2 separate regions of the Homo sapiens genome follow, and region 2 is linked to region 1. Evidence: chromatin contacts called from ENCODE Hi-C or POLR2A ChIA-PET data. All regions are on one chromosome and are shown on one strand. Each heading gives the region's core, a stretch centred on a gene start or an enhancer-like site at or near the end of the contact. The rest is flanking DNA. Distances are from core to core; before and after follow the strand shown. Region 1 has its middle 18 kb from the start of CPSF4L. Region 2 holds the start of RPL38 (ribosomal protein L38).

What was found. A loop is a pair of places that touch in the nucleus more often than their neighbours do. ChIA-PET counts read pairs that join two places held with the same protein, here RNA polymerase II (POLR2A). Pooled maps may share reads with other maps.
Region 2: POLR2A ChIA-PET joins it to region 1 with 14 read pairs in Caco-2. The contact joins the promoter of RPL38 here to the enhancer-like site in region 1. A Hi-C loop is called at or near these places in 1 of 168 maps with a recorded cell type or tissue (GM12878) and 1 of 50 pooled maps. POLR2A ChIA-PET finds 5 or more read pairs at or near these places in 1 of 52 experiments (Caco-2).

Annotation. Positions count from the first base shown.
Region 1 is chr17:73,276,085-73,283,233 of GRCh38, reverse strand. No RefSeq gene overlaps it. Among named protein-coding and RNA genes, the nearest start is that of CPSF4L, 18 kb to the right of the region's middle. RefSeq lists an enhancer at 1,340-1,469. Within about 2 kb of position 4,238, at least 18 of the 41 ENCODE cell types and tissues checked have a DNase peak (open chromatin) inside an H3K27ac peak, as active enhancers do.
Region 2 is chr17:74,200,260-74,207,238 of GRCh38, reverse strand. RPL38 (ribosomal protein L38) reads right to left here and starts at 3,561. Exons shown (of 5, transcript NM_000999.4): 1 at 3,494-3,561; 2 at 3,281-3,321; 3 at 3,049-3,109. The coding sequence starts at 3,283. RefSeq lists enhancers at 1,805-2,308, 2,309-2,813, 3,822-4,325.

The sequences.
Region 1 (7,149 bases), core at 2,989-5,488:
GATGGAGTCTCACTCTGTCGCCCAGGTTGGAGTGCAGGGGTGTGATCTCAGCTCACTGCAACCTCCGCTTCCTAGGTGCAAGCGATTCTCCTGCCTCAGCCTCCCAACTAGCTAGGATTACAGGCGTGCGCCACTACACCCAGCTAATTTTTGTATTTTTAGTAGATACTGGGTTTCACCATGTTGGCCAGGTTGGTCTCCAACTCCTGACCTCAAGTGATCCGCCCACCTTGGCTTCCCAAAATGCTGGGATTACAGGTGTGAGCCACCGTGCCGGTCGACATGGGCTTTTTATACAGTTGTGATTAGGATGAGAGTGACTGTGTTCTCCCCAGCCCCCTGGTGTCCTGGTGCACGGAACTGTCACCACCAGAAAGTGGCTGGCCCTGAAGGCAGTTTCTGCATGATGCTGGGAGCGGGGCTACCACCTCCTCTTTCCCCTTTTACCGTTAAGCCTGGAAAATCAGCTTACAAGTGGCAGGTCCTCAGTTCAACCTCACTTCTCAGGGAGATAGAAGCTCCACATCCCCATTTTCCAGATGGAGAAAGATGATCAGATAAGCCTCGAGGCCGCCTTCTCTAATGCCCAGAATTCATTCAAAACTCCTGCCCTTCTCACCCCACCACTCCTGGGCACATCAAAACCTCGGGATATAAAGTCAGGGGGTGAGGGTCTAGTGGCCCCTGAACCCACTGCCCTGCCCCTGCCCTACCACCTCCTTCCCTTGAATCATGTTCCCCTCTTTCTGGACAGCTTCAGAAGGGAGCCCTGGTCTGCGTAGGGCTGGCTCACTGCTTGTTGAAGCCCCCGCTTGCTCTCAGGAAATCTGGGGAAATCTTGGGGATCTCAATGTGGCTGAGTTCCTGGTGGAAACCCTGCACTCTCCCCTGAGCACCCACAGAGAAATGTGAGTTCCCCACTCATCTCCCTGGAAAGCAATTAGAGGCATAATTAAAATGTCACTCAGGTCCCTCCCTCTGTCCCTAGACAGGCTCATTCGTGTGGGAGTTATGAGCGGGGACTTCTGGCTGCCCCAAGGGAAGAAGAGAGAGGGAGGAGAGCTGGGGCCCATTGGGAGACGGGTCCCTAGGGGCTACAGTCTAGCTCAGGGATGACTGGGGAGAGGAAGGTACTGTTCAGGCGAGGACCAGGCAGATGAGAAGGGGCTGTGCCTCCCAGACACAGTGCAACCTCCCAAGAGAGAGAAATGACTGTACCTACACCGACTAACCAGGGACTCCCTAGGGGCCCAGAGAAACCAGCCGCCCCGAGCCCCAGAATCTGTTTCTTGACCATTGATGGAAAAGCTCTGAGCATTCAAGAAGACCCGGGGACCTGGCTTGATTCACAGCTTTAAGGAGCATACCTTCTGGCTGGGGGTTCAGTGGACCCAGGAGACAAGGATGAGATGAACACGCAGAACCAGCCAGGCCACAGAGCTCTGTTAAGATTTGCTGGGAGCCAGGCGCCGTGGCTCACACCTGTAATCCTAGCACTTTGGGAGGCTGAGGCAGGAGGATCCCTTGAGACCAAGAGTTTGAGATCAACTTGGGTAACAGCGAGACAACATGTCTACCAAAAAATAATTTTTTTTTTTTGAGATGGAATCTCGCACTGTCGCCTGGGCTGGAGTGCAGTGTCACGATCTCAGCTCACTGTAACCTCCGCCTCCCAGGTTCAAGCAATTCTCCTGCCTCAGCCTCCCGAGTAGCTGGGATTATAGGCGCCCACCACCAGGCCCAGCTAATTTTTTGTAATTTTAGTAGAGACGGGGTTTCACTATCTTGGCCAGGCTGGTCTCGAACGCCTGACCTCATGATCCACACACCTCGGCCTCCCAAAGGGCTGGGATTACAGCCATGAGCCACCGCAGCCAGCCAATAAATAAATTTTTTAAAAAAGATTTGCTGGGTAGCCTTGGGCCAGTTATTTTCTCGCTCCAATTGGCTTCAGTTTCTCCATCTTTAAAATTAGGCAGTAGCTCAGTTGTTTTCAACTTTTTACCAGAAGCTTTGTTTGCAATGAGGTCATGCTATTTTTTTTAATTGATTTTTTTTTTTCTTTTCCGAGAACGGAGTCTCGCTCTGTTGCCCAGGCTGGAGTGCAGTGGTGCAATCTTGGCTCACTGCAGCCTCCACCTCCCGGGTTCAAGCAATTCTCCTGCCTCAGCCTCCTGGGTAGCTGGGATTACAGGTGCACGCCACCACACCCGGCTAATTTTTGTTTGTATTTTTAGTAGAGACGGGGTTTCATCATGTTGGCCAGGCTGATCTCAAACTCCTGACCAGGTGATCCGCCCACCTCGGCCTCCCAAAATGCTGGGATTACAGGTGCGAGCCACTGCACCCAGCCTTTTATAATTGATTGATTATTCATTTATATATTTATTTATGAGATGAGGTCTTATGTTGCCCAGGCTGGTCTCAAAATCCTAGCTTCAAGCAATCCTCCCACCTTGGCCTCCTCCCAAAACTCTGGGATTACTGACGCAAGCCACCACACCTGGCCTCATATGAGGTCATACTTTGAACCTCTATGGAGGCTGAGCCAGAGCTTCCCTGGGTGGGGTTGGATTTGGGGGGTCCTTACTCTTTCCCCGTTGGTCTCTGAGGTTCACCTGAGAAACCTAGGGCCCCGCAGGGCACTTCTTGCTTTAAAGATGTTCTGTGGGCCCTTTCTGTCTAAAGGAACCAGGAACTACTTCTGGGTAATAATTTGGTCATTTAAATTCAGATCTCAGTCACCATTTTCCAAAATGGGATGGGACCCAAAGCCTTCTGGCCCGATGATGTCCTGGCACCAGCCCCGCCACCTGCCCCAGCGGGTCCAGAGCATCTCCCTCCACGTCCCCCATGTGGATAGGGCTGTGCGCCCGTTTACTGGGCACACGCCGCTCTGCACCGCTGTGATACGGGCCATATGTCTTAGCAGCTATGACCGCCATATGCTAGGCATTGTTCTTTGCATTGGCCTCAGTTCATTCTCATAACAATTCCGTGAGGTCCATGCCATTCATATCACCCCCATTTTACAGGGGAAGCAGCTAGAGGTGAAAGAACCAGCCCACCCCACAGGTCTAGGAAACAGAGGAGCTGGACATGGAATGACAAGGTGGGGCCGGTGGCCTGGCTTGGCCAAGCAGCACAGAGACGGGGCTATCAGCCTCTCAGAGTGGGGCATGCCCATCTCCCACGGTTCTGTGTGCCCAAGGGAAGTGTCAGGGAGGCACTGGCTGCTCCAGCCCCCTTCAGCGGCAGCTGCTGCTTCCCATAGGTCACCTCTGCCCACCAGGCGGCCAAGGCCCTGCCCTTCTCAGGGTTGCTCTGCCTGGCCTCTGGCTCTGCTGGGCAGGACCAGGGCTCTGGGTTGGGCCCCTTGCCTCTCAAGCCTGCAGCCTCGGGCCTGTGCTCCTGCTGGCATCCAGGCTACTCCTGCGTGGTGTCCATCTTTGACCCCAGAGTTACACACGCCCAGCCACTCCTCCTCTCTCCACCAAGGTGGCACCACATTCCCAGAAGAAAGTAGAACAAAGGGACAGAGGCTGTCAGGACACATGAAGGCAGCAAGGGATTCTCAGGATCCTCAAAGTTTAGGATCTAGTTTCCTCTCCCTGCTCATTTTATTTTACTTTATTTATTTATTTTATTTTATTTAGACGGAGTCTTGCTCTATCACCCAGGCTGGAGTGCAGTGGCATGATCTCGGCTCACTGCAACCTCTCCCTTTCAGGTTCAAGCGATTCTCCTGCCTCAGCCTCCCGAGTAGCTGGGACTACAGGTGCCTGCCACCACACCCGGCTAATATTTGTATTTTTAGTAGATATGGGGTTTCACCGTGTTAGCCAGGCTGGTCTTGAACTCCTGACCTCAAGTGATCCGCCTGCCTTGGCCTCCCAAAGTGCTGAGATTACAGGCATGAACCATTGTGCCTGGCCCCTGCTCATTTTAGAGATAGGAAGACTGAGGCTGGGAGGACAAGAGATTAGCTAAAGTCCCACGAGTAGAGCAGAGCAGAGCAGAGCAGGTGGAATTCTCTGGGCTGGCCTGGGTGCTGCAGCCTGGGAGGTGAGGGACAGGTTGAGGGATGGCGTGAGCAGCAGACTGCGTGCAGAGCTGGGAGTGGTATAGCTGCAGGGGTGGCTGGAAGATCCCTGAACGCAGGGCGAGATGGAGGGGTGGGACTTTCCAGGTGTGTGTGGCACTCCCCACCCCTGCCTGGCTCCCCTCGACCCTCATATGACAGACTCCCCAAGGCCCCCACTCCCTCCACACTTGGGCAGGTGCCCTTCCTGGCCACCCTTCACCCGCAGCACTTAACACGTACACGATCTTTCCCTGAGCCCTGAGGGCCCTGATTTAAGATGCCAGAAATAAAAGTTAGGAATGAAAATGGGAGACCTTATCTTTATTCTTCCCCTTTCCGATCTCCTCTAGGCCCCGTGGCTTCCTGCCAACAGACAGATGGGAGACTGGGAAGAATATTTTGGTGGGAGGGAGTGGTGCTTGCAGGCAGATGGATACTGGCTCTACCTCTAAAACCTGTTGCTCTAACCTACTGAGCTGCTGTTCTCCACAGAGACTCCCAGGAGAGATAGGAGGAGCCAAGGATAGCTGCCTTCCCTGGCCAGAATCCAACCCTAAATGACACTTGGCATGTTAAAACACACTTGTCAAGGCCACAGGGTTCTGATGAATCTTGTTTTCTTCTTCTGCCCTGCTTTCTTCCAAAAAGGATTAGAGGCAGCTTACAAAAATTCATAAAATACAATAGGATAAAAATAGATCAGAGAGAAAACAACACTGGAACACATGGTACAATGAACCAAGAGGGTAGGACACAGAAATGTTCTTTGGCTGGGGCTCCACAATCCTCAAAGGTGGACTGCAAACAGGATTCTGAGCTTCGTATCAGTCAAAACAAAGAGGGAAATCTGCCGGTTTTGAGACTCACAAAGTCCACAAGATTAAAACCAACCCTGGCCGGGTGCAGTGGCTCATGCCTGTAATCCTAGCACTTTGGGAGACCAAGGCGGGTGGATCACATGAGGCCAGGAGTTCGAGACCAGCCTGGTCAACATGGTGAAACTCCGCTTAAAATTAGCTGGGCGTGGTGGCAGACACCTGTAATCCCAGCTACTAGGGAGACTGAGGCAGGGGACTCACCTAAGCCTGGGAGGTGGAGGTTGCAGTGAGCCGAGATTGTGCCACTGCACTCCAACCTGGGCAACAGAGCAGGATTCTGACTCAATTAAAAAGCAAAATAAAACACTCAACCTAGAAGCAGCGCAGCTATTTCTGACACTAAAGTCTGAGAGGAATTCTCGTGGGACCTTTGAAGGGATGACGGGTAGTGTCCCAAGCAACACCGTCAACGACAGTCCTTTTTTGTTTTAGAGACAGGGTCACTCAGTCTTGCTCCGTCTCCCAGGCTGGAGTGCAGTGGCGTGATCTCGGCTCACTGCAACCTCCACCTCCCGGATTCAAGTGATTCTCCTGCCTCAGCCTCGCGAGTAGCTGGGACTACAGGCTCACGCCACCACACCTGGCTATGTTTTGTATTTTTTGGTAGAGACAGGGTTTCACTGTGTTGGCTGGGTGGGTCTCAAACTCCTGACCTCAAGTGATCTGCCTGCCTCGGCCTTCCAAAGTGCTGGGATTACAGGTGTGAGCCACCGTGCCTGGCAAATTTTTGTTGTTTATAAGCCACCCAGATTGTGGAATATTGTTTATAGCACTCCAAATGGACTAAGTAAGACACAGATACAGTCACACAAACCCTATCAGCTGCTTTCTACAGAGTTACTCAGGATAAATTGAGGGTTTGATACCAAGGCACAGATCAGTAAAACCCACTCTATGGAGGGCCAGACCCACATGATCCAAGAGGCACAATTTAGATCCTCCCAGAGGAGGGTTTCTCAACCCAACACTATTGATATTTGGGGCTGGCTCATTCATTGTTACTGGGGACTGACCTGCGCACTGTAGTGTGTTTGCAGCATCCCTGGCCTCCGCCTGGTAGATGCCAAGCACTCCCTCAAATTGTGACAGTGGAAAATGTCCTCAGACCGGGCTCGGTGGCTCATGCCTGTAATCCCAGCACTTTGGGAGGCCGAGGCAGTTGGATCACTTGAGCCCAGGAGTTCAAGACCAGGAGTTCAAGACCTGGCCAACATGGTGAAACCAGATCTCTACAAAACATATAAAAAATTAGCCAGGTGTGGTTGTGTCCACCTAGTGCTCCCAGCTACTGGGGAGGCTGAGGTGGGAGGATGGCTTGAGCCCAGGAGGTTGAGGCCGCAGTGAGCCGTGATCACACCATGCACTCCAGCCTGGGCAACAGGGTGAGACCCTGTCTCAAAAAAAAAAGTCCCCTGACATTGCCAAATGCCCTATTAGGGGCTGAAAACCACTGCTCATAAAGGAGGAGTGAGCCACTTTCTTAAAAGGTTGGTGCAAAAGTAATTGAGGGTTGGGTACGGTGGCTTACGCCTGTAATCCCAGCACTTTGGGAGGCCAAGGAGGGCGGATCATTTGAGGTCAAGAGTTCGAGACCAGCCTGGCCAACATGGCAAAACCCTGTCTCTGCTAAAAATACAAAAATTAGCTGGGCGTGGTGGCGCAAGCCTATAACCACAGCTACTTGGGAGGCTGATGCAGGAGAGTTGCTTGAACCCGGGAGGCGGAAGTTGCAATGAGCCAAGATCATGCCACTGCACTCCAGGATCTGTCTCAAAAAAAAAGAAAAAAAAAAGATGTAATTGCATTTTTTGTCGTTAAAAGTAATGGCAAAATATAAAGACCAATTTAAGACAAATAAAAGTGTTTTCAGGGCCGGGCATGGTGGCTCATGCTTGCAATCCCAGCACTTTGGGAGGCTGAGGCAGGCGGATCACAGGGAGTTTGAGACCAGCCTGACCAACATGGCGAAACCCCGTCTCTACTGAAAATACAAAAATTCGCCGGAAGTGGTGGTGTGCGCCTGTAATCCCAGCTACTCATGAGGCTGAGGCAGGAGAATCGCTTGAACCCGGGAGGCAGAGGTTGCAGTGAGCCGAGGTCGTGCTACTGCACTCCAGCCTGGGCAGCAGAGTGAGACTCTATCTCAAAAAAAAAAAAAAACAAAAATAGTTTTTAGGTCACATTCTT
Region 2 (6,979 bases), core at 2,312-4,811, 920 kb before region 1:
TGAGGCCAGGAGTTGGAGACTAGCCTGGCCAACACAGATCCATCTCTAAAACACCAAAAATTAGCCAGGTGTGGTGGCGCATGCCTGTAGTCCCAGAGACTCTGGAGGCTAAGGTGGGAGGATCACTTGCGCCCAGGAGATCAAGGATGTAGTGAGCCATGATCACACCACTGCACTCCAGCCTGGGCAGGAGTGAGACCCTGTTTAAAAAAAGCAAATTGCAGGCCGGGCACAGTGGCTCACGCCTGTAATCCCAGCACTTTGGGAGGCCAAGGCAGGTGGATCATGAGGTCAGGAGATAGAGACCATCCTGGCTCACTCGGTGAAACCCCGTCTCTACTTTAAAAAAAAAAAAAAAATTAGCCCGGCATGGTGACAGGCGCCTGTAGTCCCAGCTACTTGGGAGGCTGAGGCAGGAGAATGGCATGAACCTGGGAGGCGGAGCTTGCAGTGAGCTGAGATTCCGCCACTGCTCTCCAGTCTGGGCAACAGAGTGACATTCCATGTCAAAAAAAAAAAAAAAAAAAAAAGAAAGAAAAAACAGAAGGCAATTCTGACACATGCTTGAGGACATGTGAAGAGAAGCCAGTCACAAAAGGTCAAATATGCAATAGCAGACCCACTTGTATGGGGTATCCAGAGCAGTCACATTCAGGGACAAATTGGAAGGTGGTTGCCAGGGGCTGGGGAAGAATGGGGAGCTGGTGTTTAACAGAGGGAGTTTCAGTTTGGGAAGATAAAGTTCTGGAGATGGGCGGTGATGGTGGCAGCTGCTCAACAATGTGTATTTACTGAATGCCACTGAACTGTACAATTATGCTTTGTTGCCCAGCCCGGAGTGCAGTAGCATAATCGTGGCTCACTATAGCCTCAATTTCCTGGATTCAAGCAATCCTACCTCAGCCTCCTGAGTAGCTAGGACCACCAGCACACGCCCGGCTAACTTTTTTCTTTTATAGAGACAGGGTCTCACTATGATGCCCAGGCTAGTCTCATCCATCTGCCTCAGTCTCCCAAAGTGCTGGGATTACAGATGGGAACCACCATACCCAGTGTAAATGGTAACTTTTACGCTATGCCTATTACACGTTAAAAATTAATACAACCATTTTAAAAAGTTTTTTCAACAAACAGCTACTGACACTTTACTGTCCCCAGGGGACTGTGACCACTACCTTTAAAGCCACATCATCTAAAATGAAGGTTCCCAATTTTTTTTGTGAGACAGTCTCGCTCTGTCACCCAGGCTGGAGTGCAGTGAGACAATCTCAGCTCACTGCAACCTCCGTCTCCTTGGTTCAACTGATTCTCCTGCCTCAGCCTCCTGAGTAGCTGGGACTGCAGGCGTGTGCCACCATGCCTGGCTAATTTTTTTATTTTTAGTAGAAATGGGGTTTTGCCATGTCGCCCAGGTTGGTCTTGAACTCCTGGTTCAAGCGATCTGTCCGCTTTGGCCTCCCAAAGTGCTGGAATTATAGGCATGAGCCACCACGCCCGGACCACCACCCTTTTAAAACACAATCAAACGGTGGTGTCGTGTTTAACTTGCTGAGAAGGGTAAGTTACCTGCAGGTAGAGTTGGGCTTCAAACTAGGCAGTGACCCCATATGGTCTGAAATAAAACTGACCTGATAACCTCATCTCTTTACACAAAACACTAGCCAACAGTCATCATTCCCACCAGATGCTATTTGTCCCCACAGGTGGTCACTACCTCAAAGGTGACAGCCTGTTTTGGGTAATGGGGACACAAATATGACCCCCATCTCTGCCTACCCCCAACTCATTGAAAGACTCTCCCTGTACACCAACCACCGTCTGGCACCACGGCTGGCAGAGCATTAGAGACGGCTGGTGTCTTAGCCCACCTTAACAGGCCTGTCCCATGCAACCTCACTTCCACATGTGACCTGATTCTCAGTCAGCTGAAAAAAGATGACTGGGTTAAAGTAACAACATAACTCAAGACCTAGCTTGTATCAAACACAAGCCCCCCCAATCTCCTTCAAGTATCACAAAGGAGTAACACAACTACCTCTCACACTTGGTGTAAAAATTTAAGTAAGTGGGCAGCAGAGATTGGCACCTATCCATCGAAAACCTGCTGTTTAAGGTTTTTCATTAATCACCTTCTTTCCCCTGTATGTACAAGCTGGGAAACAGACCTATGACAGTCCAACTTAAACTCTGTGACTTTACAATGGTGGTAATGCGATATACATTCAGTAGAAGCCCTGCTTCAAATTTTGATCTTGGCGGGGCACAGTGGCTCACACCTGTAATCCCAGCACTCTGGGAGGCGGAGGCAGGTGGATCATCTGAGGTTAGGAGTTCGAGACCAGCCTGGCCAACATGGTGAAACTCTGTCTCTACCAAAAACACAAAAATCAGCTAGGCATGGTGGCGCGCCCAGCTACTTTGAGGCAGGGGGATCGCTTGAACCTGGGAGGCGGTAATTGCAGTGAGCCAAGATCGCACCACTGCAATCCAGCCTGGGCGACAGAGCCAGACTGTCTCAAAGAAAAAAAAAAATTTTTTTAAATATTTTTCTGGATTAGATAGGTATGATACCTTCTGACACTGGCCAGCGACCACAGGATCACGAGGTAAACGACCATACTACACAGTGTGCCGTGCTCGATACATTACATGCAAATATCCAGCACTTTATTACAAAATGGATTTTGTGTTAAGATTTTGCACAACTGCAGAGAACCTAAACAGTGTTTATGGGACGTGTGTTTTGAGGCTTTCGCGGAGTGGAGATTCCGTTCCGACAATTTACTATATTATACGAAAGAAAACTGAACTCAGGGCGGCCTCTGAGATGATCGCGATTAGCTAAAGATGGTCCTAGAAATTCCAGGGCCTCAACGTGCCCCCCACAGGTCTTTCTCATGGGAAACAGGATGAAACCACTGCTCCCAGAGGGCCAGGCACACACCCAGACGGCCTAACCGTCTCCTGCCTGACATTCCGGGGAAGACGCTCCCGGAGCGGTGCCAGGCTAGGCACCGCTCTTCTTGAACCTTCGGAGCAACCACTTACATTTGGCATCCTTTCGTCGGGCTGTGAGCAGGAAGTCCTTGATTTCCTCAATTTTCCGAGGCTGCAACACAAAGGAAGCGGGTGAACAGAGAGGAAAGAGACACGTCTCCCGGCGATGGCCCAGTCCACCAGCTTCTCCCGGCCTCAGGAGATCCTTGGGAGGCTCTCTCGCCCTCGCCCCGGGGCCCCACGAGCCCACCCCGGGAAGGCGCCAGGCAGGGACTGTACTCACCATGGCGACGAGGCGCGCTGGGCTCTGGCGCGGACCAGGACCTGCGGGAAACAGTCCTCGGCGTTAACACGGCGCGGGGGCTGGCAGCGAACCCCGTTTTCCCGCTCTCCCCCGAAATATCGGCCCCATCGCACTCCCCTTCTCCTCCCCGACACCCTCCACGCGGACCTGGGGTCCCCAGATTTCACCTGGCAGTGGATTGCCCCAGATTACCTTTCTCACCCACGTATCACCCTAGAGACACTCACAGCAAGCAGCAACCGGGGAAAAGGACGAAAAAGAACGAGACTTCCGTTTCCGGGCAGTTAAACCCTCCCAACGGAGGAAACTGGGTACGGTGCCTGCCGAGGATCAAGACTCATGTAGGCGTTCGCACTTCCAATTTCAGCAGCCCTGCCCCCTTGTGGTCGAAGTCAACAGTGCAGCTCCAAGAATGGAATGGACCATCCTGGCTGCCGCCCTCCCTCCGCCTCCCTCCTCTCGCTCCTCCCCATCCCTTCCTCCTAGGACCCCCGCCTCTTCCCCGTCCACCCCTTCCTGTCTTCCCCCGCAACCCCTCAGACCCCAGCCTGGCTTTGCTAGGTTTTAGCTCAGATTCAGTTTGAAGAGCTAACGCTTATTCTCCACGGCTTTCATTGGACCTGCGCAGGGGCATCCACACAGAAAATTCTTCATTCAATGGCAGGGACCCTCGTGTGCACCTTGTAGAACCTGTTGTTCTGGCGCCTCACGTTTTCTTCCCGTCTCCTTTTTGGCACCTGAACCTGTCATGACCAGGGCCCTGGGCTCTTCTTTCCATAAGAGGGAGCGTTCCTGCTTGCTGCTTCCAATTCCCTTAGGAATTGGTGTACAATGAAAGCAAGTTAAGGCCGGGCGCGGTGGCTCACGCTTATAACCCCAGCACTGGGGGAGGCCGAGGCAGGCGGATCGCTTGAGGCCAGGAGTTCGAGAGCAGCCTGGGCAACCTAGTAAGACCTCCCCCCCCCCATCTCTAGCAATAATGATAATAATAATAATACTTCCAAAAGCTGTCGCAGCGCTGCCCCTGGCTAAGTGTCTCACCCCTAGGGCTGATGGTGAGTGGGAGTGCTCCTGCTCTTGCGGGGTCTCACCGCGGCCCCAGAGGGGAGAGGTGGACTCAGGAGTTGAACCCCTGCTGGGCAGATTCCCCAGCCCAGGCTCCGGCCACTTCCTGGGGAGGCTTGGGAAGCCTGGGGAGGGCAGCGTTCCTTTCTCCCCCTAACATCCTTTAGGTTAGACTCTGAGCAACCTGCGGTTATCGATTTTATTTTTATCCTCCATTTTTATTTTATCTCCAACCTCCCTACAAATGTCTACATTTTATTATATTTGTTTCCCCAAAATTTAATAACCACACGGCAGAATGTAATTGCTTCGTGCTTATTATTACAGAGCGGCCCTCCTGAAGGGAAAGAACACTTTGCCATGAGCTTTACTTAGAACTTATTTAACTTAACCTTCCTTTCTTCCTCCCTCCTGCCCTTCCATTAACAAGCTCAGGCTGAGCACCTTCCTGGGGGTGCTGGAGATACAGGAACCAATAGACCTTGCTGCAGAGAGATCACAAAAATATTGTAATAACACTGAAGAGTCTTTTAAAGAAGCTGAACGATGTCTCTGCAACTGTAAATGTGTCGGGGTTCTAGCAGTGGGAAAAGTTAATTGGCAGAAGCCTAATTTTAGATGTCTGAAGGTCGGATCCGATCTGAGAAGCACGAGTGCTTCAGCTCTGACCTGAGAAGGATTTTCCCATACCTCAGAGCCCGGCTTTGCCAGCCCTTCCCATCTCAGGCGATGCCTTTCTGGTCTTTTCTACCCCACTGCTCCTCCACAAGCAACCACCCTTTCAGCCAAGCCGAGGGGCACTTTTGGGCACTTTCTGCCCTCCAGGTATTTGCTCTGCTGTCCACTCTGATGCCAAGTGCCACTGGTCCTTCCGAGCTCAGCTCCCGCCTCCCCTTTTTCAGGCAGGACCCTTCACCCTTGACTTATGTTGCTTGCCGCTCATACAGTGGTTCCTTGCAATCACTTCTCCGTAGGCTGCGTGGAGGTGTTTAACTTTTCATACATGCGCACCACTCTTTTTATTTTTAATTTTTTAAAACTTTTTTAGAGACATGGTCTCCCTAGGTTGCCCAAGCTGGTTTCGAACTCCTGGGCTCAAGGGATCCTCCTGCCTCGGCCCCCCAAAGTGCTAGGATAACAGGTGTGAGCCACTACGCCCCACCTTACCACTTTTCCTTGAAGGCAAGGACAGGGCTCAGCATTCTGTCGATAACTCTCGAAGTGCAGTACCCATCTGTACAGTAAGTGCTCAATGCTAACATTGCAGGATGATCCGGCTGGATGCGGCATCTGAGATCACTCACCATATAAAGGGGTGGTGGATGGAGGGAGGAATTCAGGGAGAGCCAGAAGGAGACACTGACGTGCCTGAAGCAGTGCCTGGCATGTAGTAGGTCCAAAAACTATTTGTTGAATGAATGACTGGTGCTTCTTGCCTCACTGCCGGCCCGACAGGACAAGGACGGGGATAGAAGGAGGAGCTGCACCTCCCTTTTGGCAGCGATCCCAGGGAGACAGATGTTCACCCTCTTGAGTTGTATAATTTAAGGGACCATAGACGTGTAGTAGCAAAACACAATGGCAAATTTGTTCAAGTACCAAAGACCTCCAGCTCCCCAAGGGGGACAAATAGCAAAATAAGCTGCAGCTACTAAAAGTGAGGCAAGGTGCCCAGAGGGCACGCTTCCCTGCTCCATGGGAAGATGAGCCCCAAATGTCCTGGAGTGGCCGGGGACTGTCAGAGACCAAGGGGGGCAGAGCCTAGGCCCTGAGTGCCACAGCCTGAGACCTTGAGCAGATGCTGACCTGGACATGAGCCTCCCTGATGACTCCCATATACACATGAAACAAAACTCTCCAGGGCCTAGGGTGGATCCTGCAGGAGAGGAAAGCCCCGGACTCGAGGGCAGGATGGCCCAGGCTGCCTGTTATGGTCGCTCTGGCCATTGGTAGGCTGGAATGTCCAGTGCTGGCAGCTGTGGGATGGTGAGGGCTATTGCTGTTGTCAAGAGGCGGTAGGGAGGGTCTCAAGCAGTGTGTTGCAGCATGGCTGGAGGCAGGAGAGGCTCAGAGGGCATGTCCGGAGCTACAGGACACAATCCAACCCTTTTCCTTCCTTCCCTTCCCTCACTCTGCTGGCTCTGGGCAGAGAGGGCCTCAGAAGTCACCGGGCCTCCCCTCCTCCCTCCAGCAGCCCCACTCTGGCCACCTCTGAAGGCCAAATGGTTTAGAGTTCTCTCTTCAGTTTTCAGGGACACATTGGAAAGAGGACCAGGATGGGTCAAAAAAACCCCAATGCCCCAGCTCGCAGGTGGGCAGAGGGCTGGCACGGCACATGGCTGGGAAGACTTCCCAACCTCCAGGATTTTCCCCCATTCAATCCATTCCGTTCACTTGGTGAACATCGGGCTGGGCTTGGGAATAAGCAGAATGCGGTTCCTGCTCCAAACACTCATGACTGTTGGGATCCCATAATAAGCTGTGGAGGATGCCCAGAGGCTAGGGGTCTAATTCCTCCTGAGGGAGTCCTGGAAGGCTTCGTGGAGGAGGGGACACAGTCTGCTGCCTCCGAGAGGGGTGCGCAGCAGCTTGCCCGGAGAAGGACTTCCAGAC